2 separate regions of the Homo sapiens genome follow, and region 1 is linked to region 2. Evidence: chromatin contacts called from ENCODE Hi-C data. All regions are on one chromosome and are shown on one strand. The core of a region is the stretch at or near the end of the contact, and the rest is flanking DNA. Distances in the headings are between cores, read along the strand shown. Region 1 overlaps CSGALNACT2 (chondroitin sulfate N-acetylgalactosaminyltransferase 2). Region 2 holds the start of ZNF485 (zinc finger protein 485).

Region 1 (5,516 bases), core at 1,299-3,798, 450 kb before region 2:
CTCCTGTAATCCCAGCACTTTGGGAGGCCGAGGTGGGCAGATTATGAGGTCAAGAGATCAAGACCATCCTGGCCAACATAGTGAAACCCCGTCTCTACTAAAAATACAAAAATTAGCTGGGCGTGGTGACACACGCCTGTAGTCCCAGCTACTTGGGAGGCTGAGGCAGAAGAATTGCTTGAACCCGGGAGATGGAGGTTGCAGTGAGCCAAGATTGCACCACTGCACTCCAGCCTGGTGACAGAGTGAGACTCCGTCTAAAAAAAAAAAAAAAAAAAAAAATCAGATTGCCTCGTAGATGCGCATGCTTTTCTCTCAAAGGCATCTCAAATCACTGTGTTTAAATCTGTACCAATTTTTCTTTGACTTCACTCTAGTCAGTGATTTTATATGTATGTATGTATACACACATATATATATACAGATATATATATATATCACATAGCACTATATTGTTATTATTTGTCTATTTTTCTGTCTCCTTCACTAGACTGGCCCTGTCCTCAAAATTGAGACCATGTGGCACTCTTTGTATCACATAACTGACACGAAGGCACTCGATTTCTTTTAGTTGACCTAAACCAATAGAAATTTTGGCTCTTGGGTCTAGATTTTAATATTGCTAGAAGTAATTTCTTTATTTATCATGATTACCATATTGATAGGCTCTAGTATTTTTAAAAAGTCGTATGTAAAAAGGAACAATTGTCATTTGTAGTATATTTTATAGATTGAATAAAATAACAGAACAGTGAACTTTTTTTTTAACCTTTTCTTTTAAGCGAGTAATTGTTACTGTGCAGTGGGGATAAGTATTTTCACAAATAGGTAAAAATCCTGCAGGTCTAGTTTAATACCCTTTATGTTTAAGTGAGTAAAATCTGTCTTCCCATTGAATTTGTAAACTTTGACATGGAGACGTCTTTGTTCCTAACTCTTTCCTTTAGGTTATTATCGCACTGAGAGAGATAAGGGCACACAGTATGAACTCTTTTTTAAGAAAGCAGACCTTACGGAATATAGACATGTGACCCTCTTCCGCCCTTTTGGACCTCTCATGAAAGTGAAGAGTGAGATGATTGACATCACTAGATCAATTATTAATATCATTGTGCCACTTGCTGAAAGAACTGAAGCATTTGTACAATTTATGCAGAACTTCAGGTAACTGTCAGGGCTTAATGATTAAGCTACATTCTCCTAAAAAAAATCACGTTTTACTCAGATTTCCTTAATTTATCTTCACCGATTATAATTACTTAGAATAATTTTACAGGCTTTAGGGGAACTTTATTTTTTTATATTCTCTCTTTTTTTAAAGCATGTGTAGTATATTGTGTTATAGACAATTTGAACTATGAAATAAATTAAGAGTGACACCTATTAGAAACTAAATTTGATGGCCTTGATAATTGTTTTGAATTCATTTTAAGACAAGTTGAATTTTTAAAAAATCAACTTTACTAAGGAATAATTTACATGCAGTAAAATCCACATATTTTAAGGATATAGGTATCATGACTCTTTTTTTATTTTTATTTTTTTTTTTGAGACAGGGTCTCACTCTATCACCCAGGCTAGAATGCAGTGGAGTGAGCACAGTTCACTGCAGCCTCAACCTCCTGGGCTCAAGTGATCCTCCTGCCTCAACCTCCCAAGTAGCTGGGACCACAGGTGCATGCCATCTTTTTTATTCTTTGTAGAGAGAAGGTCTTGCCATGTTGTCCAGGCTGGAATTTAATGTCTTTTGACAAACGTATACACTCACGAACCACCACCCCAATTAAGATACAGAATACTTGTGTCTCACAAGAAAATCCCCTTGAGAATGATTTGAGTTTTTTAATTGAAATACATTTAGACATACAAACATTAAACTAAAAATTGGAGAAAGTTATTTCAGCTTGCAAAGCAGAGAATTTGTAAAGTTTTTTTATGTTATCAAATTTGTATATTTTAAAATGCTGAAGTGTTAAATAATTATCTACACATTATGAAAACTATTTGTGGAAAATGCTTTTTGATTTAACAGTTTCCATGTTTCTAATACTTTAATATTTTTAATGTTTTAGATACTTTGATATACTGGTTTAATGCTTTGTGATCCTAGTCTTTATTCTCATATTGAAATTGTTGGATTTAAAAGGTTAATTAAAACTGGTCTGCAGCTGAATGTCTGGCAGTCATACTTCCAAGTGAGATTTACTGTTCCAAATAGCTCACTTGAGATCCGATTTCCTAAAGCATTTTTTTATTGCCTTTCTTGGAATTACTTTCAAAGGCCACATTATTATTTACAGTAAGTAATCTCAGTCATGGCAAATATTTATTCCTTAATGATAGTTACAATTTTTGGAATTAGCCAGTCTGAAGACAAAATAACTCTTAATCCAAAAGGTCAGTATTTATTTATGTGGTTCTGAACCAGTTGAGTTTATTTCCTTGAATAGCTTGTGATTTGCTTCTGAAAGCAATCCAAAAGCAAAAGTTCAAAAAATGTTTTGAAATAATGGCAGCAATGTCAGACTGCTTCCATGGCCCTCCAAGGGGTGCACTCATTCAGGCATAGACCTTGTGCCTTCCATAATTCATCAGTATTGCCACATTTATGTTTACTACTGTGTCAGTAATGCCTCATTTTCTTGTTAAAGCTTCATGTGGTTGCTTTCTTAATGAATAGTGCCTCATGTTTTCTTGAATAAACTTTTATTTTTCACTTCTGTTAGGGATGTTTGTATTCATCAAGACAAGAAGATTCATCTCACAGTGGTGTATTTTGGTAAAGAAGGACTGTCTAAAGTCAAGTCTATCCTAGAATCTGTCACCAGGTTGGTGAACCACATCTGCAGTGAAGGCCTTGATATATAACATTGCTAAAAGAGAATTTCAGATATGTAATGAGTTAATAATTTTTAGTAACTATTATTTAAAAATTGGCTGAGCATGTGGGCGGTGGTGGTGATGATAAGTTCCTCATTTCACATGCAACCCTACATGACTCAACTTCCCTTCACTGCTTAGCAAGCAGCCTGGCATGATGCTTTCTCTGTGGCCCACTCACCTTCTGTGTATTTGCTGCTGCTTTCCTTTTTTTAAAATCTAATTCCTTCACTTTGACATAATCATCTTCTGAATTTGTCTCTTTTTTGTCACCTTTCTTTCCTTCCATTTCCTCAGGCTCCTTCTTCTCCCCCTGCTAACAATGTTGAGGTCTCCCATATCCTTAAGAAACTCCCACTCAACTCTGAAGTGCCCAGCCACTACTGTTATGTTTCTGTCCTTTCACAGCTCAACATCACGAGACAGTAGTTCATAGCTAAGCAAGTCATATAGTACCTGGCACATAGTAGATGCTCAGAGGTTTGAATGGATGAATTAGTAATCCCTTAGTACTTAATTATTAATTCTTTAGCCTCTCAGCCTTTTTCTTTCTAAATCATGGGCCCAAAGATAACGACTTAACTGCCAAATTCTTTTCTGTTATTCTTTTTCATTGCTTTTTTACCTTTGACAACCTAACCAGTATTTCTGTCTTAAAATGTTCTTCTTGTGTTTGTAAAATGTAACTATTTTGTAAATGTAAGTATGATGTAATGTAAACTATTAGGTTGATTATCATCTCTAACCACACCAGCTCTATATCCTTTACTTGCTTCTTTACCTTTCTGCCAGTTGTGGCCATTTGCCAAGAGCCCAGATTTGATCAGCCATTCTTCTCAAATCATTCAACTCACATTCATTGAGTCCTGCCTACTGTGTTCCAGGTACACTGCTTGGGAGTTTGACTGGGGTAGTTGGAAGAAGAGTGGGCGTAGATGAGTGAATCTGAGTCCCTGACCTGCAGGGATTCTCAGAGCCTTGATGTATATAGACACAATTCACTGTCTTCCCCTTCCCTACACCAGCTCCTCCTCCTGATGGCCCTCTTTCAGTTCAGAGTAAAACCATTTTCACCATCTGGGCATGACTTCTGAGAGCCACAGTCTTTTACTTATTCTTTGCCTCCAGTTACCTCTAATTAGTTAGTTCCTACTTAATTCACAGGACCTCTTCTCTATCTCTTCCTTGCTACTGCCACCACCCTAACCCTGGTTCCCCCTCCCTCCATTTCTTCCCTTCCTGTCCCTCCTTAGTGTTTTTAGATCACCTACTAAGTGCCACAAGCTCACACTGGTAATACTGAAGTATTGTCAAGACACTTCTGTGGCAAATGGTGTAAACCTACCTTGAGCTTGCTTGAGGAAAATAGGAGCAGTATTGAAGAATCTCGGATACCTCCCAGAAATAAAGGGATTGTTACAACCAAATTTGGGGAAGAAAATCAAAACAACTCTTGTTTCTCAGGGATTGGAACCAGAGACTTGAATACCATCAAAATTCTCGTCTCCTTGTCTGTTTTTCTCTGCATGTTGACTTCATTCTCCTGTTGCAGATTGGCTTCTTCCACATGGTGAGGGATATGACTGTTGGCGGCTCTGGGCTCACATCTTCTCAGCTTTGCCATCAGAGAGGAAAGAGCTTTCTCCCAGCTCCAGTTGAGAAAATCCCAGGGAAGGACATTTTGCCCACTCTTGAGCCAATCACTATGGCCAGGTTGGGTGGGGGTATTGGGACTGGCCCAGCTTAAGCCTGGTCTCCACCCCTAGGAAATTACTGTGGTTGGGGTGGGCAGAGAGTGAGGGGTATTCTGTGATCAGTGCCTCCACTTGATGCTGAGTATGTGGGGTGGCAATGGGCAGTTTTCCCCCAACAGAGGAGAGATTTATATTCCTTAAGACGGGGAGAAGAGTCCTAGGCATTCAGAGCACTTGGAGTCCACTCCATGCACTATTTGAGCCTTTGTTCCATCTCTCCATTACCCATTCTGTACTGTTGTAAGTGTAATCCTCCTAAAATGTTACTTTTTTGATTAGGCTGCACCCTAGTGCAGTGAGTGATTCTCCAGCTTCAGTGCCAGAGTCACCAGGAGGACTTGTGAAAATGTAGAGGCTTCTCTCCAGCCCTAGCATCTGATTCAGTGGGTCTGGCTGTAGTCTGAGAGTTTGCTTCTCTAACATGTTAACACAGGAAGCTGATGCTGTGGGTTTGGGGGCCTCACTGTGAGAACCACTGCCCTAGCAGAAAAGTCCTGCTGATTCTCTTTGCCTTTAGGATACTGACCAATTTCTTTAACCTTGCATGGGAGGTACTCTTCACTCTGACCCTTCTCTCATTGTTCCCATTTTAAGATTCCGTTGACCCTTATCTCACTGTTCCCATTTTAGGGTCCTTTTCTACCAATCTGATTTGTCTGATCCCTTTTCTCTAAAATGCTTTCTACATTCTTACCTCTTTGCCTTTGAGAATAATTATTTTGAATGACCTTTACACTCACCACTGAATTCAACATTTTAACCAAGGCATAACTCACGTTCCACTTCTAACATCTTCTCTAACTACTCCAGACATGAGCGATGTATTTTTCAGAACTGCTGTTCATTCATTCATTCAGCAAATATTTATTGAACTCCTACTCT
Region 2 (5,598 bases), core at 2,880-5,379:
GCTCCCTAGGTGGTGTGAAGCTTGGTGAGCAAGGGGCTAAGGAAGCCGCTGGGGCAGAGCCACATGAGCTCTGGCCGAGGGAGAGGTGAGGATGGCAAAGCAGGCAGGAAAGGGTGGAGGGCCCAGCAGGTTAGGCAAGGAGTTCAGACAGTCGAGGGATGATGGAAAGCCAATGGGGGCAACTTTGCTTTGGGATCCAACAATGACTGTTGGTACCCAGCTCTGCTATTTACTAGGTGAGGGACCAAAGACAAGTTACGTTCTCTGAGCCAATTTCCTCATCTGCAAAATGAGAATAATAATTGTACCTTCTTTGGTGGTGAGAGCTCAGTGTAATGATGTATGTAAAAGGCTCTGCATGTCCTCTGGAATCAGCAAATGGTAGCCATATATAAATAAATGCAGATTCTGGATCCAGCCCCCAAAGTAAGGAAAGACTGGTCCTTAGGTGCCCTTGCTGGAAAAAGTGGGATGGAAAAAGTGTGATGGAAAAAGTGTGATTCTTTTGTTTTTTGTAGAGTCTCACTCTGTCACCTAGGATGGAATGCAGTGGCGCGATGTCAGCTCACTGCAACCTCCACCTCCCAGGTTCCAGCAATTCTCCTGTCTCAGCCTCCTGAGTAGCTGGAACTATAGGCGCACGCTGTCACGCCTAGCTAATTTCTTTTGTATTTTAGTAGAGACGGGGTTTCACTGTGTTGCCCAGGCTGGTCTCGAACTCCTGAGCTCAGGCAATCCGCCCGCCTCAGCCTCCCAAAGTCCTAGGATTACAGGTGTGAACCACCATGCCTGGCCATGATTCTTGATAAAGTGGCTTTGTAGGATTCTTGGCTAAAACTCGGCTCACCAGGCCAAGACAAGGCATAGTTGAAAGGAGGATGCAAAGGAGCCTGACTCCACTTTAGTCTAGGAGGGACGCTTGTCAGCTGTTCTATCCTTAGCATCCAGAAGTGAGTAGCACGCAGTGGGCCTTTGGTCAATCACTGGTAAATTGGTAAATGAATGCACCATCCTGAGAAATTTTCTTAAAAAAAAAGGCCCTAATTGAATGAGAGAGATACATTTTCCTCCCTTAGCTTTCCAATTCCTGGAGTTAATAAATAGAAACATATGTTTTTCCTAGAAAATAATACATTTGTTAAAACAGATTCAACCTACTTTCATTTTCTATGTCAGCAAATAGTGAGGAAATAATGTTTTTAGTGTTCTAGGTGATGTACTTTTCTAACATGCTTTTTATTTGTATGAAATAAAAACAGGATTATTTGGAAACAAATAGCTATCCAAAGGCACATAAAATATGTCTCTCATACTTTCCGTATCAGTTTCTGGTGGCAGATGTCAACCTAAGCAGTACATTAGAACCACTTGGGGGCTTTAAAAAATCCGAATGCCAGGACCACACTTAGGGCAATTAATTCAGAATCTCTGAAGCTGGGACCCAGGTACCTTCACTTTGCTTTTTTTTTTTTTTGGTATTTATTTCATTCTATTTTCTGTATAACTTTAAGTACATAAAGATTTATTTCCACAGGATCAGGAAATGGGTAGAAATCACAGGACAATCTCTCTTCCCACCAAAAAAGTTGCGTATTTTGGTAAGTGTTTGTCCTAGAGGGAAAAAACTGAAATTTACATTAGCAGTGCTGTGCAAGATTCTTACATAAATCAAGACCTAAAAGCAGCTTGCAGTGGAGGTTTTGGTCCCCTGTTCAGGTGCTTGGACAGAAGCCATAAGCTGGTGAGTGTGACAGGGAAAAGGAGGCAGTGAAGACAGGTGACAGGCACCTAGCAGGGAAGGAGGATTCAGGAATACCAGACTCCTTGGAATGGAGTGTTGTTTTTCCTTTTTTTTTTTTTCATCTCTGTAGGAAGGTGCTGGGCAGGGATCCCAGAGAAAGAAAGGGTTGAATACTCCTTTAACTGCCCTGGATGAAGGGCACTGCTACAGCAGCTAGTACCGGAGACTCTCCTATCTCATGGTTGAGGCAGACCCAGGATAGAATAGTGAATAAAAGGAATGCTTATAGGAAACAATTTTGCGTGGAATGCTAGATGGCCAAGCCTCAGCCTTTGGTCCAGTGCAATCCTTGCCTCACTTGTCAATAGTGAAAAATTAGTTTGGTTAGAAGAACCATCTGGAAACACACCAGCTTCTGCTACCTTCATGCTCATTGTCAGAAAAAGATTAACCAGTGTGAACGTTCTGATCTGTTAATTCCTGGGACTGTTTTCTTCCCAGTGGACTGTTTGTTGGTAGAATAACCCCCAAAGCTCAAAGCTAAAATGCATCATTAGTCCTCGTCGGCAGTTGAGCTGATTTGGAAAAGCTGCACCTTCCTGCAGAAGATCAACTGACCTGCTATCCCACTGCACATCTGAGGTATATTTCAGTGAAGGCAGGTAGCTGTGCTTTTCAGAGCAGAGAAGCAGTTTTAAGAGCAGAAAGGTAGAGGAAATCTAGAAAAGAACCGTCTTGATACAGATTTATCCCATGGTGTGAAGGGAGGGCAAAGAACCCAGTGGCACTTCGCTTATCCAGCAATTTCTGTCACTGTGGCGACAAACTTCTGCCCATTCCAGAGGGTCTTGAACTGCTCAGGAACTGGGAATTCATTAAAGTCACCGCCTTCTGTAGGAATGAGGACATTCATCTCAGAAGATTTGGCACTGGCTATTTCACAATCCAGGGAATTCTTGCTCAGGTAAGCATGGCAGCCATCTGTTTTGTTGATGGAAATGGTTGGCACTTTACTCATCACCTGAACTTTGACATCCCTACTGTTGATTATCTCCACAATGCCCACCATATCATCGAATACCAGACCAAGTTTCTTACAATTATCTACTGTAATGGAGTTAATTTTGCCCTTGATTTGCAACATCGTGTTGACACACTTGTATATGTAAGCCGCCTGTTTCAGCTCTGTGTCATCAATCACCAGATTGGAAACATTTTCCTGATTTTCCACTCTCCACTTCTTGCCCTCCAGTTCAAGTACAGCTGGCTCCTTCTTTGTGGCTGGTTTGGGGTTTAGGTGCAGAGAATGGCTTGGGGCCACTGCGTACTGGACCACTCTGAGCCTTCAGGGTAGGGTTCTTGTGAGTCTTCATGTCATCAGATACACGTTTCAGGGCATGTGTGATGCTCTCCCCCTGATTAATCTGCGCAAACAGTGCTGAGAGGGAAGCGGACTCATCTGAGCCTGAACTGACAGAGACTAGTGGAGGAGGGGGGCCTGGTGGTGGGGGAGGAGTAGCTGATCCAGCAGAGGGTCCAGATGGCAGTCCACTCAGTTCTTTTGTCACAGGCCCCGTTTTGCTCCAGGCAGTCCGGTGGTATGGAACTCCTTAATGTAAGCCTGCAGCTCTGTGCATATACTTAAATAAGCTTTGACTCAGTCTACATGCTTCTTATCCACATCTTTGTACTCTTTAAGGACTCAGTTTGTATAAAACACAGCAGCATGATTCATTTCTTTCACATAAGGGCCAGGATTGGGAGCCATAGCCACCCAGCCTAGGGCCTGGATACTTTCACTGACAGCTGACAGCTGATTAAACAACTTGCTGCCTCGGTTCTTCTCCCAAAAGGTTATCACTTCTTTGATCTGCTCTGAGATAGGTGCCAACAGATCGGAAAGCTTATTACCTGCCGGCTATTGACACTGAGAAGCTGTAACCAAGAGAGCTCACTCCAACTTCAAAACTGTGTGTACCATCTCCACATCTTTCTGCACGTCTTCCCCAATCTCTTTACTGATCTTCAAGTACTCTGCCACAGGGCAGGCAAGCAGCGAGTCAAATGCCTGCGCATATGGAGCTGCTCCTGCTTTTGAAGGACTATCTCCATATCCACGGTGCATGTCAGAGGTATGGGATACTGCCTCCAGGCGGCCCACTGCCCTGTCCAATTTTTTACCAGATTTTGCATGTCAGTCATAATGTATCACCTCCCGACTGCGATCAGCCGCTCTCCACTTCCCGCACCTTCACTTTTCAAAGATTCCCAGGTGATGCCAACCTGCTCTGCGGATGGAGCCCCTAAGACCCCAAGCGGCCCAGACTACGTTTCCCAGAGGCCTCCGCGGCCTCAGCCACTTCCGCTTCCGGTCCAGCCTGTCTCCGCGTGGTGCGAGCGCTGCACCAGCCCCTGGCTGGTGGTTACTGTCCGAACGGCGTGGTGTGGTCGCTGACTCTCTGGGCGTGCAGCTCCGCAGCCCTGCCGGCTCGGTTCGGTTCGTGAGCGGCCGGGGTCAGGCTGGGTCCCTGAAGCCTCGAGCCCCTGGCGGGTGCTCCCCGCCTTTCCCAGGGGCGGGTCGAGGGGCGAGCCGGGGTGGGAGGGGAAGGCGGCGGTGGGCAGTGCCCACCCGCAGTGGCTGCGCCGTGTGGAGCGACCGCTCGAGGCTGGTGCATCACAGAGCGCTCCAGCCTTGCGCCCCGGCCGACAGATTGGGCCACTGACAAGGCCGTCCCCCGGTGCTGCCAAAAGTGTTTGGCGTGGAGCTGGCTGCAGTCCAGGCCGGATCCCAGCAGCCGTTCCCTTTCCTTTCTTCCCGAGCGTACCCACCTGGACCTGTCTGCCCACCTGTGGAGGGAACGGGCGGGCGGGGACCTGGTCTAGAGGGCAGATTCTAGCTAGGCTAGGGCACGGAGGGACTTCCTCAATTTCCTCTCTTCTTTCCCAGATTGACTTACGCAGGATTCTCAGCCCTTGCCTGGGAGAACAGTTCAGGAGACAGATGGCCCCAAGAGCCCAGATCCAGGCAAGTTTGATTTTTCCATTTCTTGAGAAACCACGTGTTTCAGCGAGGTGGGGTTTATGCCTCTTGCCCGGACAATGCCCTGCCCTGTGTGTGGACAAAGCTACCCGAACCAATCCTGGATGGGTCCCGCGATTTCCGTCCTGTCTACCCATTACGTAGTCATTCACCAAGTAGATTATTGCTACCCATGTTTTCTAGAGTGCTAGAAACAGAAAAGTGCTTTGCAAACTGGCAGACGATGAAAAAAATACACGTTAGCATGTAAAGACGTAGGCCATAAAGACATAGGGTGATAGCAGTGCTCTCTTGACCTTTAGTGTGTGGTAGGGTGGGAGGGGTGGAGTAGTGGGCGCCTTAGTTCTTCCTGAAGAATAAATGAGATTTGCATAATTGCAGAGGATACTAGGGGAAAGCGCTGCCTGAATGAAGTCATTATGGCGGGACCATGAACAAACTGGTCTGAGAAAGTTGGAAACATTCATGGTCTAGAATCCCAGACTGGAGTTTGCTTTTATCCTGGAGAAAACTAGGTTTTGAAGGATTTTGAGAAGCTGATTAAATAATTGGTATTTTGAAAGGAAGTGATAAACATTTGAGTGTCTATTATACAAATAAAATTAAAAAAATTAAAGATCACCTACATTTCTACTGCTCTAAGTCAAGTAATTTCATTTGAAACACACTTTTCATTTTTTTAAGGCTTACTCATTTTTTCTTTTAGTATTTCATAGCCATTCCAATTTGTTCTAGTTTCATTACCACTTTTTGTGGCTTCCTTTTATACTGTGCCTTCAACCAGCCCTGGGACCTTGAGCAAGTTCTTCCAACTCTC

The links. A loop is a pair of places that touch in the nucleus more often than their neighbours do. Pooled maps may share reads with other maps.
Region 1: a loop to region 2 is called in a map with no recorded cell type, with 2.4 times the contacts of the local background. The contact joins the enhancer-like site here to the promoter of ZNF485 in region 2. A Hi-C loop is called at or near these places in 4 of 37 single-sample maps with no recorded cell type and 6 of 50 pooled maps.

Annotation. Positions count from the first base shown.
Region 1 is chr10:43,157,768-43,163,283 of GRCh38, forward strand. CSGALNACT2 (chondroitin sulfate N-acetylgalactosaminyltransferase 2) reads left to right here. Exons shown (of 8, transcript NM_018590.5): 3 at 948-1,164; 4 at 2,727-2,828. Among named protein-coding and RNA genes, the nearest start is that of CSGALNACT2, 22 kb to the left of the region's middle. RefSeq lists an enhancer at 2,014-3,213. Within about 2 kb of position 2,549, at least 2 of the 41 ENCODE cell types and tissues checked have a DNase peak (open chromatin) inside an H3K27ac peak, as active enhancers do.
Region 2 is chr10:43,602,309-43,607,906 of GRCh38, forward strand. It overlaps ZNF485 (zinc finger protein 485), which reads left to right and starts at 4,130. Exons shown (of 5, transcript NM_145312.4): 1 at 4,130-4,238; 2 at 4,689-4,766. The coding sequence starts at 4,743. It also overlaps the pseudogene CAP1P2. RefSeq lists an enhancer at 3,836-3,885 and a silencer at 4,166-4,445.